Linked DNA regions of Homo sapiens: region 2 is linked to region 1. A link is an interaction called in ENCODE POLR2A ChIA-PET data of the cell type or tissue named here. Cell type or tissue: OCI-LY7. All regions are shown on one strand. Each heading gives the region's core, and the rest is flanking DNA. Links, peaks and the distances in the headings are about the cores only.

Region 1 (8,587 bases), core at 400-8,399:
TTCTAAAATAGAGATGAATAGCAGCCAAATACAATGCTTGATTTAAAAAAACACTGTAAAATATTTTTGGGACAATGGGGACTTGAACATGGAGTGGCTTTCAGATGATTTCATGGGATTCTTGTTAGTCTCCTTACGTGGGATCATTGTACTGGGGTCATGTGGATGGCGCTTATTCACTGGAGACTGGTGCATACTTAGGGATAAAGATCACAATGTCTGCAACTTACTTTCAAATGATTCATCAATAAATATATTTTGTCTCTGTGCACACATATGTGTGTATGCACACAAATGTCAAATGCATATGTGGCAAAATGTTAACAATTGGTGAATCTAAGATGCAATGTTCATTTTATTATTCTTCTTATTATTATTTTGAACAGAGTCTCACTCTGTCACCCCGGCTGGAGTGCAGTGGTGCGATCTCAGCTCACTGCAACCTCCGCCTCCCGGGTTCAAGCGATTCTCCTGCTTCAGCCTCCTGAGTAGCTAGGACTACAGGCACGGGCCACCACGCCTGGCTAATTTTTTGTATTTTTAGTAGAGGTGAGGTTTCACCATGTTAGCCAGGCTGGTCTCGATCTCCTGACCTCATGATCCGCCTACCTCAGCCCATTATATTATTTTTAAACTTCTCTGTAGGTCTGAACATATTCAAAGGAAAAAGTTGGAACAAGAAAGAGTGACTCAGGATGGAAACCTTGCCACCAAGGTGGGGTTACGTGGGGTCTGTGCCTTGAGTAGTAATGCATAACCCAGAAATCAGCCCTAAGCAGAGACACTGAGGACAATGGCGCGTGTTGGGCACTGCACAACCCTAAAGGAGCCATTTACATAGACAATCGTGTCAATGATGCTTCCCCCCATACCCTGTTCAACTGTCCACAGTCATCTGTGCCTAGAGGCAGTATATGCTGAACTAGACCGAAGCCTAGAGTGGCCAGATTCTGCATGCAGGAGTGGGGATTGGAGTAAACTAAATCAGTGTTTTCCAAGGTGTAGATCATGAGGGATTACTAAGTATTCTCTGAGACTGGAGGCGTTGTGAGGGCAGGCTGTGTATGGCTTTCTTCTGTTTCACCAGTGCAGAGCCCAGTATTTAGCACAAAATAGGGAGTCAATAATTTTTGTTTTTGCAATAACAAGTTAACTGCTACCAAATACATTTAAGAAATAGTGCATGAAACAGGATTGCTAGAATAAGATTTCTCAGAGACTTTGATACAGTAAATCCATGGGTGAATCTCCAAAAGGAGAACACAGGAGGCAATGTTCCTGAAACTAGCTCAACATGGAAACCTTCAACCACAAAGTGGCTCACAGGCATATTGCTATGTCCTGGATGCAACGTGTAAAATGTATTTCTTGTGGGTCATGGTCGAGAAAGTTTTAAATTTCCATTTTTAGAAAAAAGTCCATGAGTGTTTGTTGCTGAGATTTCTTGAGCTTCCTTCTTCTGCTCTTTCCATGGCTAACTATTTAGCTAGCTGTCAAGCCTCCTGCTGCTGTCTTCCCTTTCTTGCTTCAGTAAATCTGAGTCTGCTGCCACCCAAGAGCTGTGAAGTTTCTGCTGCTCCTCTTCAGTGGTTCCACGGTTCCATTTGCTGCACTATTGAGAAACTTTCTCAGTTTCTGGTCACAGGAACTAACTTAAATCAGCTGAGACACAAAAAGACAATTTATCGGTTTATGTGATCAAAAAGTCTGGTCATGGCCTAAAAATAAATCATAACATTTCTGTTTCTCTCTCCATTTCTCTGCCAGTGTCTTCATGTGGCTTCCGGAGGCCCCAGACTCATGTCCTATTAGTTTAGAGGTCTGACCCTGAGAGGCAGAAAGAAAGCACTTATCTCTACAGATCTGCTGGGAAGGTCTTGGGGAAGAATGTCACTAGTCAAGCATGAGTGGGATGCCTGTCCCTAAGCCAATCACTCCAGCCAGAGCAATGGGGTGCTCTGATTGTCAGGCCTGGGGTTTGTCCCACCATTGTAACAGGATGGGATGACAGCCAGCCCACCCAAACCACAGGAAATGGGTTCCCCACGGGAAGACACTTTCCTCTACCAAAAGAAAGGAGAAGCGATGTCGGGCAGACAAAACCAATGGATATCTAGTGTTAGCGCTAGTGATGGGCCAAATACTATTAAAACCCAGACAGTGCCCTTTAATGAGCAATTCAGAAGCTTACGAAAAAGGAGAGGGTGATGGGATTTGCCCAGGACCGCTTGGGTGGAAAGCTCATTGTTCCAGAGAAAATTCCATGCAGTTGATGATGAAGTCCCTCATTTACCAGAGATAAAATCTCGAGCCACTGGCGAATAGTTCAAATAACCATTCTGCCAAGCAACTGCCTACACATACACGTTGACTGAATGCAAACTTTTACACCATTTCCCTCTGAAACCAAGAGGAGTCATTCCAATAGGCTAGATTGATGTTCTTTTCCTCAAAGGGCTCACAATCTAAGGAAAGAGACAGCAAATCAAACAAGTACAGAGCATTTTAATAAGGGCTTTGAGAGGAGAAGATAAGGGGGTCTAGAAAGGAAGAAGGTCCTTACCAACAGAGAACCCAGAAAAAACCACAGGAACCTCATAGAAGCAGGTGAGTCCCATGGCTAGAGTGAGGGTGCCTGCTCTAGGCTACCCTGGACAGGTAGTGTTCTGCCTCCCATGGACGGTACTCTCTGTAAGACGTCCAGACATGACAAAGAGCATTCAGAGGAAGACATTCTGAAGAATGGATAAATCAAGTCTGTGCTATATGGGAAACTGTTGCAGAATGATAGTCTTGAAAATTTATTTGAAGGGCTGCCATAGGGGAAAGGGATTTGACTTGTGTTAGAGTTTCCAGGAGCGCTGCAGTGAGCCTGTCCCTGGAACAACACAGGGAGTCATGCTTTGCTTCTAGAGAAGGAAGCACTTTCCAATAAAAGGCCATCCTGGAAAGGCATGAGATCTTTAGGGAGAAAATGATTTGACTATAACTGAAGGTGTTTAAGAACAGACTGAATGGCCACTTGGCAGAGATGTATATTCAAGCACTGGGTTAGGGGTAGGCTGATGAGATGCAGCTTTAAGAGCCTTGAGATAGTAAAATTTTCACCAACACTCAGAAACCTGTTGCTGTAAGCACGTATGCATGATCTTTAATATGTTGTCCATTTAGAGCCTTCATAGCAAGTACTGCAGGAATGTTTGCCTTACAAATAAAAGCTATGCAAAGGCCTCTATGCTTTATGCTTTCCTAGAACTCCTCCCCCATCAGCAATGTATGCAAAGCCGCCACCAATATAATCTGCTGGGTTCGTAGCTATGTTGACGGCTTCTAATTCTGCAGAGAGGCAGCATAACACAGGGTGTATGTAAATGACATGGAATGCAACATGTGTAAGGAGCCCAGGCTAGAGCTTTGCACCTTCCTTGTCATGACACATCAGTGAACTATTTTTCATTCACTGGGGCCTCTTCTTGTTCCTCTTCTCTGTCTGTGTAATTGTTGGATGGGGGAGTGGTGTGTACAGAGTGGTATAAAGGAAAGTGAATTCTCCCATGAAAAAAGCAACTTTGTCCCTCTCATCCGTGCCTTTAGGAAAGTCGCTTCACCTCTTCCTTTCCTTCTTCAAAGTGAGGATCAAGGAGATGAGTTTGAAAGAGCTTTGAATTTCTCAGTATGAATATTTTCCAGTTATCTTGTGTTTAATTTTGCACTCTGTCAACCTCCCCTATACATACCCAAAGTTATCTCAAATGTAAACCTGAGTTTTAGTCTGCATGCCCTAAAGAGGAACTGATTTGAGGAAGTTGAGTAGGGGTAGAGAGAAAGGTGGAGCTGAAGACGAGGGTTGGAGGAAGTGGAAACACAGCTTGGCAGGCTCCACAAATGACAGGAACTTATTATAACAATGGGAATATAGTTTATACTCAGTGATATACTCCCATCAAAGACACATGCCCCACGTGGCTGCTGGGGATGGTTGCATGGTTGCCAGGGGTGCCCGCTCTCCTCCGCTATGAGCTGAGGGGGTGCTGGCAGGCCTAGTGCCTCCTCACAGCAGGATGCTGGAGTCTCCCAAGCCCCAGCTTATATACCCCCATTTCCCGCACCAACCATGAGGGGATGCACTGAGGGTGGATGAACGACTGACCTGGGAAAGATCCTCTCCCAGAAAGCGGTGCCAGTTGGGCCTTCTAAACTTTCTGGCCATTCCCTGGGTGGGGGCACAGAAATGATGTCTGTTCAGAGTCTGTCTAGGGTCACATGCACAGCTTCCTCCCAGACCCCAAGCTTGTTCTGAGATAAAGAATCTGGATGGGTTAGGAACCCAGAGGTTCCCAAACTCCATATACGGTCCCTTTCCCACTGAGAACCAAAATTATTTCCCCTGCATGGCAAGAGACGCTCCTTAAACCACATGCCAATAATATTCCACACTCTCATAAACATTCTACTTTGCCCTCACCACTCTGAAATGCTAGGAGGCTCTGCTAGCAGGTGCTTTCTCTGACTCTGATAGGAATAAACTTAGCTCCATCTTATCAGCAACGTGTTTTCGTAATATTTTCAGAGCCAGCATTCAATACCTCTCTCTCTTCTGGAGGTCTGGCAAGTTCAAACTTTATCCTCTCCTCTACAAATCTTCTGTGCTAAGGTTTATTGCACTAAAAGTGTTTCAGAGGTCTTTCCTCCTCCCCTCTTATGTGGGAGACCAAGTTGCAGTCATAGGAAAATTATGGACTTGCCTTAGGCAATTAAGATGATATTCTCTATTTTTCTGAGTTGAGAAAAAAAGACATGTTGAGAACTTCTGTCCAAACAAGATGGCATAACATAATTCCTTTCTTTCATCCTTGCTAAGCACAACTATAAATTCTGAACATAACTCAAGGGACAACCAATGGAGAACTCTGAGAGATGGTAAGAAGGCGGTAAGTTGAATTGGGACCCAAGAAGTAGAGGAACAGCCCAGCAATAGGACCTTTTACATCCCACTCTCAACAGAGAAGGTGACTTGGCATTTTATCACCCCTGGCTAGCAGCAGAAGGCAGCACAGGTAGACTCACTCCTCCCTGGAATCAGATAGGAGTCCTTTTGATGACATCACAGCCTGATGCTTATTGGAAAGGGGGTCCTTTGGGAGCCCCACCCACAATAAGTGTCTAGGGAAGCTCTGTTCTTCCCCTCAGGTCCTGAGCTTCCCCTCCTCGTGGTGAGACACAGGAGCAGCGGGTGGGACTGGCAAAAAAAAGGGGAACAGCTGCATAAAATGGCCCAGGACATGTCTTCATCCCCACAGGTCTAAAAGATGCCTCCCTCGCTGCGGGACACTGTATTAGTCTCTTCCCACACTGCTAATGAAGACACACCCGAGACTGGGTGATTTGCAAAGAAAACTTAATGGACTCACAGTTCCACATGGCTGGGAAGGCCTCACAATCATGGCGGACGGCAAGGAGAGAGTGTGTACAGGGGAACTCCCCTTTATATAACCATCAGATTTCGGGAGACTTATTCACTATCATGAGAACAGCATGGGAAAGACACGCCCCCATGATTCAATTACCTCCCACAAGGTCCCTCCCACAACATGTGGGAATTATGGGAGCTACAATTCAAGATGAGATTTGGGTGGGACACAGCTAAACTGTATCAGACACCTAGAGGTCTGCCTGGGGAAATGGCTTTTGCATTCTCAGGCAGCACCGACAGGGAGCGATGGGAACCCCAGCATCACCAGATGAGCCAAGTAGACTGAATTAGCACAGCAAAGGCTCTGAAAATTGAATTGTCATTGGTGCCCAGCTGAGAAAAGGAGTCCAGACCCTGCATGCTAACCCGAAACAGGAAGCCTGCCTTCTAAAATAACAGACTTAAATAGGACCCAGAGACTCCTGACATAATAGACGACATGTTCAGGATACAGTAGAAAATCATTTATCGTTTCAAGAATCAAGAAAACCACAAGTTGAATGAGAAAAAATAATCAACCAATAGCAACATTGAGATGAATCAGATGTTGGAATAATCCGGCAGGGATGTTAAAGAAACTACCATAAAAATACTGTAACAATGAGCTAAAAACTCTCTTGAAGCAAATGAAAAACAGAAAATCTCAGCAAAGAAATAGAAGTTACAAAATAAAAGAACCAAGTAAAAATTATAGAAATGAAAAGTGCAATAATTTTAAAAAATTTTAAATTTATTGGATGGGCTCAATAGTAGAGTGGAGTTGACAGAGGATAGAGTCAGTGAACTGGAAGACAGATCAATAGAATTCATCCAATCTGAATATCAGAGAAAACACAGACTGAGAAAAAAATTAACAGAGCCTCAAGGGCCTGTGGGACAATAACAGAAAAGCCAACATTCATATCATCAGAGTCCCAGAAGAATAGCAAAAAGAAAGAAGAGGTGGAAGAATAGTTAAAGAAATGATAGCTGAAAACTCCTTAAATTTGGAAAAAGAAACAAAGCTGCAGCCTCAAGATGCTGAGAAAATCCCACATAAGATAAACCCAAAGAAACACATGTCAAGACACAGCATAATTAAACTTTTGAGAATTAAAGATGAAGAAAAATATCTTGAAAGCAGCCAAAGAGAAATGATGCACCAGTTGGCAAATAGCCATTTGAATGACAGTGGATTTCTCGTCTGAAACCTGGAGGCCAGGAGGAAGTGGCACATTTTTCTTTTTTCTTTTTTTTTTTTTTTTTTGAGATGGAGTCTCGCTTTGTTGCCCAGGCTGGAGTGCAGTGGCACAGTCTCGGCTCACTGCAACCTCCGCCTCCCAGGTTCATGCCATTCTCCTGCCTCAGCCTCCCTTAGTAGCTGGAACTACAGGTGTCCGCCACCACGCCCGGCTAATTTTTTGTATTTTTAGTAGAGACAGGGTTTCACCGTGTTCACCAGGATGGTCTCGATCTCGTGACCTCGTGATCCACCCGCCTTGGCCTCCCAAAGTGTTGGGATTACAGGCGTGAGCCACCGCACCCGGCCCGTGGCACATTTTTCAAATCAGTTCAATTTTTGAACAACAACAAACTGTCAATCATGAATTCTTTATCTGGCAAAACTATACCTCAGGAATGAAGGGGAAATAAAGATCCCTTCAGCCTAAGGAAAACTAAAAGAATTTATCATTAGCCGAGCTACCTTTAAAGAGTGACTAAAGGAAATTTATCAAATGAAAACAAAATGATCAGGGAAAAATAGTGGAACATTAAGACAGTAGAAGAAGCAATAGGAGGAGTAGCTTCCCATGTCCACACTGAAGGTAATTTGATTGGCTGGGTAGGTGTCTTCTTCCCTTAGCTCCTTGAAGAGCCCTGAGCTCCATTGAAAATTACTGACCTTCCTGGAGAGAGAGGCTGGGTCTTGGAACAAGAATGAAAAGATATTAGCAGCCTATAAGCCAAAATGTACATGCTAATTCTGCCTAAGGCAACAATTCTGAGGTCCTACAATCTCCTGTGTCTGATGTAATTAACACATTACCTTGTCTTTTATTCTCCTCTGGTCTCACTGTCTACCACCTCATCTGTATGATGCATCTTAATCCTTTTTATTAAAGCTCTATAGAGATAGGAGTGTTGGATTTTTTTAGAAGGTATTCCAGGAAGTTTCCCTATTTCTAAACCTCACCTCTATCACACTGTTTTAAAATCAGCTTGTTGTGATCTTTCTCACGATTGCAGTTGGTGGTCAGAGATTTGATACTGAAGAAAAATTAAGGGCCAGGCCAGGCATGTCTCATGCCTGTAATCCCAGCACTTTGAGAGGCCAAAGTGGGTGGATTACTTGAGGCCAGGAGTTCAAGATCAGCCTGGCTAACATAACGAAACTCCATCTCTACTAAAAATACAAAAAATTGGCCAGGCGTTGTGGTGGGCACCTGTGGTCCCAGCGACTTAGGAGGCTGAGGCAAGAGAATCGGTTGAACCCAGGAGGTGGAGGTTGCAGTAAGCCAAGATCGCACCTCTGAACTCCGGCCTGGGTGAAAGAGCGAGACCCTGTCTCAAAAATAAATAAATGAATAAATAAATCCATATCTTAAAAAGGGCCAGTTTTTCCCCCAACAGTAATCTTACATCTCAAAGAGAAAAAGTCTAGCTTGAGAAATCCACTTAGCAATAGTTACGTAAATTCTAATTATCCTTTCTCAGAGTTAAGAGAGAGGCTGGAAAAAAGAGAGCTACCAGACAATAAGAAGGGTGGGTATTGGTCCAGGGAGGCTAAAAATACTGCAGAGATGAATATTATACTCAACTTGCCCTTTTAGTTGGCACATGACACAAAATAAAGATAGCTCGAAGTAGTAGCAGTAGGAGGTCCTCAATTCCAAAGTTATGTGATTCCAGTAACTACGGTGAGGAATCAAGCCCAACATGTGCCTAAAGCTGTCCTTTCTTCTCAGTAAAAGGAAAAAAGAGGTCTGTCTAGGCAGCCTTCCTCGTGAATCCACCTCACCTCAAGCACCTTGTTCTCACTGCCAGGAGCAAGGAACATATTTAGAGCTTATGTTTCAGAGACTTCAGGTGCAGGTAGGATTTGAGCCCTCTGGTCACTCGATGTGTTTATCCCTG
Region 2 (8,587 bases), core at 417-8,416, 140 kb after region 1:
CCAAAGTGTCGTTACTACTTTGATAGAAGCTGTAGGCACAGGCTTCATAAGTATAATCATATCACTTTCATTCATAGCCAAGAAAAAATTGAGCTTCTTATTGAGAGTACATGTCACTAAGAATCCAGCTTCTGCAGAGGGGGCAGGGGGAAGGTTTTCTGCTTAGTCCCAAATTGCTTTGGCCATGATTGGATTTCAGTGTGAAAAATTGAGGCAGCCTGTTCAGGGTGAGATAGGAGGAAGAGAATGTGGAGCCGCTAGTTGCTGAGCAGCTGTGAGACAGTCAGCATACAGGCCATGCCTCATTTTCCCATCTACAACCAGGGGTGATTGCAGTATGTGGCATCCAAATGCTGACCACTCTACAGCTTCCACCCTGCGGTCTCAACAGTACTGGGGACCTGAGAACAAGACAGAGGTGAGCCTGGTACAAAGCTTCAGCCACACACCTACTCATCTATGCTGTCATACTCACTTGGCCCTAGCCAGAACCACAGATGACATCATCCCGGGTAAATTAGCATTATTTCCACCATTACTCACCTCTGCCTGCCCTCTTGCCTTCTCTTCTAGGAAGTTACGTATCTGAAAGTGGTAATTAATGCAAGTGAGAGATCTGGTCACTTAAATGTGTGTGGCACCTCTCCCCTCTCCTCTTCCTCCTGCTCTAGCTATGTGAGACGTGCCTGCTTCCCCTTTGCCTTCCGCCATGATTGTAAGTTTCCTGAGGCCTCACTAGAAGACACTATGCTTCCCGTACAGCCTGCAGAACCATGAGCCAATTAAACTTCTTTTCTTTATAAATTACCCAGTCTCAGATATATATATATATATATTTTTTTTTCTTTTTTTTGTGTGTGAGACAGAGTCTTGCTCTGTCCCCCAGGCTGGAGTGCAGTGGTGCCATCTCGGCTCACTGCAAGCTCCGTCTCCTGGGTTCACGCCATTCTCCTGTCTCAGCCTCCTGAGTAGCTGGGACTACAGGCGCCCACCACCATGCCCGGCTAATTTTTTGTATTTTTAGTAGAGATGAGGTTTCACCGTGTTAGCCAGGATCAGTCTCAGATATTTCTTTATAGCAATGCAAGAATGGACTAATACACATGCTTACTTTCAAAAACTTAAATATATGAAAAGTATAAGAAAAAAATTAAAAGGATGGATACTCCCAAAGTAAGAAGATCATCTTTCTTTACATGTTGATGCACTTTCTTGTAGCCTTTGGTCTAAACAGGCCTCTCAAACATCGCTGGGTCCTCCTTGTACATGGGTTCTCAGGAGGTACCAGCACTATTTGTTCCCCAATTCTCCTCGCTCATTTACTCTCACTCTCCCATTCTCCCCAGTTGATTTTGGGCATCCACAAGGGGCTCTCACACAGGGGAAGAAGTGACTTTCACACCAGTCATCTTGTGATTTCTAGGGCACAAGCAACACTCCTCAGCACCACGGCCACTGCCATCCAAGAAGACATCACCCCCCTTCACCAAAGAGCCCCTATAGCAGCCCCAAACCGGCAAGGGCCAAGCAGAACTGTGCTTTCTTCAGGCCCTACTCAATCATGGCCCAAGTCTATAGTTCTGCAGGAGAGGGAAAAAACATCCCTTGTCCCAATTTATTTTGAATTTTGTCATCTGTCTTTGGAAAAATAGTCTCATAAATTTTACCTTGCACTCCTCCCTCCCCAGTTCCCCCTTCAAAGGCCTTGCCAGTTACTCAGGAAAGGAGACACATACTTGAGAAGTGGGGTGTTGGGGTAGGGGGCAGGGATGCCACCAGCTCCACAGTCAATCTCTTTACTTCTTTTTAAATATATTCTTAATTGACAAATAATAATTATATATATTTATAGGGTACAATGTAATGTTTTGATTATATATACATTATGGAATGAATTAATCCAGCTAATTAACATATCACTTCACATACTTATTTTGTTGTTGTGAAACATTTAAAATCTGTTCTTGGCTGGGCACAGTGGCTCATGCCTGTAATTCCAACACTTCAGGAGGCCAAGAAGGGAGGGTCACTTAAACCCAGGAGTTCAAGACCAGCCTGGGCAACACAGTGAAACCCCACCTCTACAAAAGAATACAAAAATTAGCCGGGTGTGGTGGTGTGCAGTTGTAGTCCCAACTACTCAGGAGGCTGAGGTGGGAGGATTGCTTGAGCCCAGGAGGTTGAAGGTGCAGTGAGCCGAGATTGCACCACTGCATTCCAGCCTGGGTAACAGAGTGAGACCCTGTCTTCAAAAAAAAAAAAAAAAAATCTTTGAACAACTTTGAAATGCACATTGCATTATTAACTATAGTCACCGTGCTATGCAATGGATCGCAAAAGCTTATCCCGTGCTGAAACTTTGTGCCCTTTGAGCAGCCTCTCCATACCCACCCACACCCAGCCCCTGGTCTCTACCTCTGTGAGTTTGGCTTTTTCAGATTCCACATATTAAGTGAGATCATGCAGTATTTGTCTTTCTGTGCCTGGCTTATATCACTTAACATAATGTCCTCCCGGTTCATCCATGTTGTCACAAATGACAACATTTGTGAATAGTATTCCATGACGTATATATACCACATTTAGTGGTACATCAACATACATTTAGTTTGTTTTCATATCTCAGCTATTGTGAATGACACTGCAATGAACATAAGAGTGAAGATATCTCCTCAACGTGTTGATTTCACTGTCTTTGGATACATACCCAGTAGTGGGACTGGACAGCAACCTTGATGTAGTCTTAGAACCAGGCTGTGCATGTGAATGTGTGTGTGTATGTTTATGTGTGTGCACGCATGTGCCTGTATGTTTGTACACATTACATAATTGTAAACTTTCCATCAGCACAATTTTATATTATTTTTGCTTCATGTCACTTAAGAATATATTATGAATATCTTTACATGTTAAATTTTGGGAAACCTCTTACGTTTGCTGCACATATATGATTTGCTTCTCCTTACTGGGCATTTGAGTACCTTGCATATTTTTCCATTTTAAATGATCTTGCAGGGAATGTCTTTTGATATCAACCTTTGTTATTTGCCTTGGAGTGAAATTACTGGGTCAGATGGCATTTACATTTTAAGCCCTAACTCTGCTTATAGAATAAAAGGCATGAGCACAATAGAGAATTTCCAAAAGCAAAGCAAGTGCAGTTGTCCTCTGGGGGCTGGGGACAGTCACTCTAGAACCACAGCAGGTGGGTGGCTGTCTGCTACACTTATCCATCTAGGTGCATATATATATATATCTTAGACATATTTTTGTTAGAAACAGCCCCGCAGCTTTAGCCTGCAGCTCTCCCCTCTTCCCCCCAGACATTTCTCTTAAGAGTGATGGGAATACATTCTATGAAGCTGCTGTTAGGCGAGACAGCTCCCAGTAATGCCAGCCATCAAGTGATTCCCGTGAGGGGCTGTATGGGTGAATGCTCGGCATTGCAACAGTGCACAGCAGGCCACCAGTCTATTATCCACCAAATCTCGAGATTCAGCCCAGGATGCATTCAGTTGCTAAAACTGTCACGGCAGCCACTCGCTGCTAGCTCTTAGGCAAGAAAATGTGCATTCCTTCAGAAATTCAGGGAAAGCCGTTGTCTCTATAAAACAGAAAGTCCAAAGCAATTGCGCAGCTGCATGATGTTCAGCACATTACATGGATTCTTCTCGCATCTGCCTCTTAAGTTGTGTAAAAATGATTATGCAATTCTAAATTTGGAAACTTACCTTATTGTATGCACCAGGGACTCAACAGAAATTTTTATATCATATTCAAGAATAGCAAGTGGTACCAGGACACTGATTTGGCTAGCATAAATGTTACAATTGCTAAATACATGGAGTCAGACTACCAAAGGATTCATTTGTTTCAATCAATAAATATTCATTGAACACTGAGTCTCTGTGAGACCCTGTGCCAGAACCAGGGAATGCAGTAGAGAAAGACCAGCCTGGTTCTGCCCCAGGCATTAAGCTTCCCACCATGTACACTAGGGCACTTCATCAACAGCAGGCTTATGGCCCGCCTTGGTCATGAGCATAAAGACCATTGCTACTAATCTTTATAGTAAAGCCCTGCAGAGATGGGAGTGAGAGCCCGTCTCTTTGACATTCCAACTCACATCTCTACATTCCCCTGACAGTGAGCTTTCAATTTGCCCTTGTACTGTCCTGTCTCATGTTTCCCTTTGATCTAGAATGCTGATCTGCACCTCTTCTATTGGCATACATCATACAGCCAATCCTTCCATGCCTCGCCTGCCTATAACACTTTTAATGGGGAGTCTTGCCCAAGGCTCCAAGCAGAAACAGCCACGCTCTCCTTTACTGTGCATTGTGCATGCCTCTGTGATGGTGTTACTATGCCGGGACCTCTAGGCCATAATTTTACATGTATTAATCTATTAATAGCTCCTTCTCCAGATGTAAGCTAATTGGGGACTGGGACATAAAGTACTTATGGGTTGAATGAATGAATGAATAAGTGAATGCAAAGCTGATGCACACAGATTTTAGCCACAAAGAAAAATTTCCCCAGCCATTATTGATAGAATATGAGCTTGGAGTTGTTTTTCCAGCCTTAAGAACAGCAGGGCTGGGCGCGGTGGGTCACACCTGTAATCCTAGCACTTTGGGAGGTTGAGGTGGGAGAATCACATGAGGCCAGGAGTTCGAGATTAGGCTGGCCACCATAGTGAAACCCCATCTCTACTAAAAATACAAAAATTAGCTGGATGTGGTGGCAGGTGCCTGTAATCCCAGCTACTTGGGAGGCTGAGGCAGGAGAATTGTTTGAACCTGGGAGGTGGAGGTTGTAGTGAGCCGAGATCGCGCCATTGCACTCCAGCCTGGGTGACAGAGTGAGATTCCACCTCCATTAAAAAAAAAAAAAAAAAAAAGAACAGCAGGACCGGGATGTAGGATGGCTGGAGGCAGAGGTATAACCTATGTCCATGAAGCTGAGAATGACCAATGGCTTGTAAAGAGCTTAGATCCATAACCCTGGACTCACTGCCCCTTGACTGTTGACAGATAGGACCCAGAAAAGTAGTGTCACAAAGCACGAGACAGAAAATCAACCATTGTCCCAATTCTATAAAAATGGACTCATTCAATGTAACCCTGGGAGACTTGGTTGAACTTCACCAAAACCCCAGTTCCACAGCCTGTGGCAGGTGGAAGCCCCCACCATGATGCCTGGGTCTCCATAGCCTCACTCCTCTCCCTTCTGTGCTCCTGCCACCTCGTGGGCTGTCACTAGTGGATGCTGAGACACAGAACTCTCCCCTTCAGTAGGGTCCACAGGAAATCCATTCACATCAAGTATTTTGTGATTTTTGTTAAACTCGCACTGAAGATTTTGTTTGTCAAAGAAACAGTCATATCACTCACCACACAAATACACTTGCACCAGCTTGCCTGTGTTGACGCTGCTTCCTTCTATTTTCTGACTCCTTTCCTTCTAGTACAGTCAAAATATTCCCCACTTGATTCTGGCCCTATCCTTTAGTCCATACCCAGTTCCTCTAAGAAATTAACTTCTACCTCCACTCACTGTATCAATGCAATCCCTCTGAACAAATACAGGGCCCTCTCAATAAGGACTTCTGGAGATTTTGACGTTCTCTCTCCCACTTCATCAAGCAGTTGTTAAAATTTGCTGTTTGCCTCCCCCAACCTCCCAATCCACAGGACTCTTCTTTAGATATTAGCATAAATCAGCATGATTTGGGGGAAACAAATCGTATTTCCATGTTTACATGGTCACTGCTTTCTGAGCAAAAGGTGCTGGCAACCTGGGTTAAAGGACGTTTGAGTGGCAACAAACCTTGGAAGTTAAAGTAGTAACTTCTGGAGAGATTGGCAGCAGCATCTCCCCTAGCGATGGGTATTTATATTCCAATGGTTGATGGACCTAGAGACCTTCTCGTTCTCTCCCCAGAGAGCCTTTGTTTACATTTCAGAGCAAAAGCTCTTTCTCTTTCTCTACCTGGGGTGAGAAGAGGAGGAGCAGCTATGTCAGCAGCTTTTATGTAAGCTCCAGAATTTATACTCCTCTCCGGTGGCCCAAATTCCTACATCTGGATCTCGGTTTGTCACTCTGAGGGGGATGGATGCATGGGGACTGGTGCAATGATGGCTATGTGAGCAATTAAAAATCTATCTCTGATCTAGAAACCTGGCATTTCCCAACAGAACAAACAAGCAAATAAGTAAAGTTATACAAGTAAAAGTTATAAAATGGATCTCTCAACATGAACTTTGTTATTTCTTCGATAAATAGATTGGAACGAAGTAGAGGACTGTGTAAAGAAAAAAGCAGGGAAGAAATTATTAACATCTCTGTGAATATATTTCATGGTGACGTGTCATGTATTTCATGAAACCTAAGATAGCAAAAGTTATAAGATGCACTATTATTTCGTGCACCACTACAAAAGAAAGAAAAAGCCTGCCAATTAAACTATAATGCAATGATTTCTAGTACCTTAGAACTTTTATTTTATTGAAAGAATTATTTTAGATTAAAATATAGACAAATCTGTCATATAAGTGACATAATTTAGTCAAGGTATTCCTAAAGCTTTTTTACATTTAAAGTCTGAAACTTGTGGATTTCTTTTCAAATTTCAGGTGAACATCAGTGTCATTGATGTTCATGTTGATGACACAGCATTTTTTTAATGCTGGAAATGATTACAATTGCACCTCACAAATTAGTCCTCAATGTCAATAATATCCTAATTGTTGTTGGGCCAACAGAGACTGTAGGAAGCTGTCAACTGTAGTATGCATCCCAATTTCGAAGATATCGGAAGGTGAAAAAATGTGTCTTTTGAATAATTAAAAATATGGTATATGAGATAGACTTTTTGACTTTAAAAAGAAGGAAGGGGAGAAGACACAAAAGTAGCAGTTGACTGAAGTTATTTTAATAAAAATGTAAGAAAAACATGTCTATTAATCACCATTAATGATCACAATAAACAATTTTTAAGGTGACTTGAGTCAATTTCTGAATTTCCCTTTCCTTCAAAATTCCCAGTAAATGATTAACAATGAAAAGACTTAGGCATATGAAAAATACATGGGCTGAAAAACAGGAACAGTACATATCTGCGAACCTAGAGGGATGTCAGATGATCCTTGAGTTATGAGGGGGTTCATCCTGATAAACCCATCGTAAGCTGAAAATATCCTAAGTCAAAAACACACTTAATGCACCTAATCTAACAACGAACACTATCACTTCACCTAGCCTCCCTTAAACGTGCTCAGGACGCTTACCTTAGCCGACTGACAGTAGGGCAAAATCATCTCACACAAAGCCCATTTTACAATAAAGTATTGAATATTTTATGTAATTTCTTGAATACTGTACTGAAAGTGAAAAGTAGAATACTTGTATGGGCTTCTACCAAATGTGTAACACTGTTGTACCATGGTAAAGTTGAAAAATCATTCAGCCAAACCCTCATTAAGTTGGGGACTATCTGTATGGATAGAAGTGGGTTGGAGGTATCCCAGCCACTCTGATTCCACACATGTGAGAGTGCAGCACTCCTGGACAGTATTGGACAGAATATACTCAAATCTGCAAAGACACAGCGGCAGGAGCTGAGCACGAGGGCAAGACAGTGTCTGATCAACAGGGATGACCTACTGACCACAGCAAGGGCTCCAGGGTCACACCAAGCAGACTGGTGTTGGCTCCCAGGATCCCTGAGACAGAAATGGTGATGCTCCAGTGAATGGAGCCTGCACCCCACACAGGGAAAAGAAAGTTCTCTGGGGAGCCCAGTTCTCCCTTTGTGGCCTAGGACCTGACACACTGACTCTGTCTGATGCACTCACCAGTGGATCTCCAGAGCTCACTCAGAAACTGGCACACAGCCGGTACTTGGGGGTTGGCTGGATTCATTTATTTTACACATATTTGAGAGCCCAGAAAGGAACAAACAGTGGTTGAATCACCGGGCATATGGGAATAAACCAATGTCAGAGTCTCCAAGGAAGTTTACATTCTAATAGAGGCCATAAAGAGATCAATATATCCCAGGTCAGGAGGAGATGAGCCCAGAAAGGACAGGAAAGCAGGTAAGGGAGGCAGGGCTTGGGGGATAGGGGAGCGTGGCTGCAGATGAAGTAAAATGGTTGGGAATGAGGCTCACAGAAGTTGCTGGGGCAGCAGAGAAATGAATGAAACAATGGAATGAGTCCCATGGACACCTGTGGGAACAGCATTGCAGAAAGAGGGAAGAGCAAGCCAAGGCTCTGAAAAAAATAAGCAAATGGATGCAACAGTGAATTTACGGGACTAACCTCCCTATCCATCCAAACCCAAGCTTCCTGACTTCTATTTCACCTGAGACTAAAGATTTGCCCACGTCATCTCTGAAAGAAATGTCCTCAAGTTCACATTCTGAGCAAACATCACCCTTCCTGGCTAAGAATGATGGGCAGGTGGGGGCGGGTGGAGGGTGAGGTTGAAGTACAAAAAATGTATAAAAAGGTGAAGGATGTATAAAAGATGAAGGAGTTCAAGAGAAGGGCACGATTACGGTGAACTAGAACCAATGTCC

What was found. ChIA-PET counts read pairs that join two places held together with the same protein. Peaks named below come from ENCODE experiments on the same cell type or tissue, not always from the same donor. Only the 100,000 strongest peaks of a DNase experiment are listed, where the experiment ranks them.
Region 2: POLR2A ChIA-PET joins it to region 1 with 17 read pairs; 3 of 35 experiments call an interaction of 5 or more read pairs at or near these places.

The regions. Positions count from the first base shown.
Region 1 is chr2:234,568,391-234,576,977 of GRCh38, forward strand. No RefSeq gene overlaps it. Among named protein-coding and RNA genes, the nearest start is that of ARL4C, 76 kb to the left of the region's middle. In OCI-LY7, for the core only: no CTCF peak of the experiment used is centred there; a DNase peak (open chromatin) is centred at 3,821; H3K27ac peaks cover 554 bases.
Region 2 is chr2:234,704,832-234,713,418 of GRCh38, forward strand. All of the region lies in intron 2 of LINC01173 (long intergenic non-protein coding RNA 1173), which reads left to right. Among named protein-coding and RNA genes, the nearest start is that of LINC01173, 26 kb to the left of the region's middle. RefSeq lists an enhancer at 5,598-6,179. In OCI-LY7, for the core only: no CTCF peak of the experiment used is centred there; no DNase peak of the experiment used is centred there.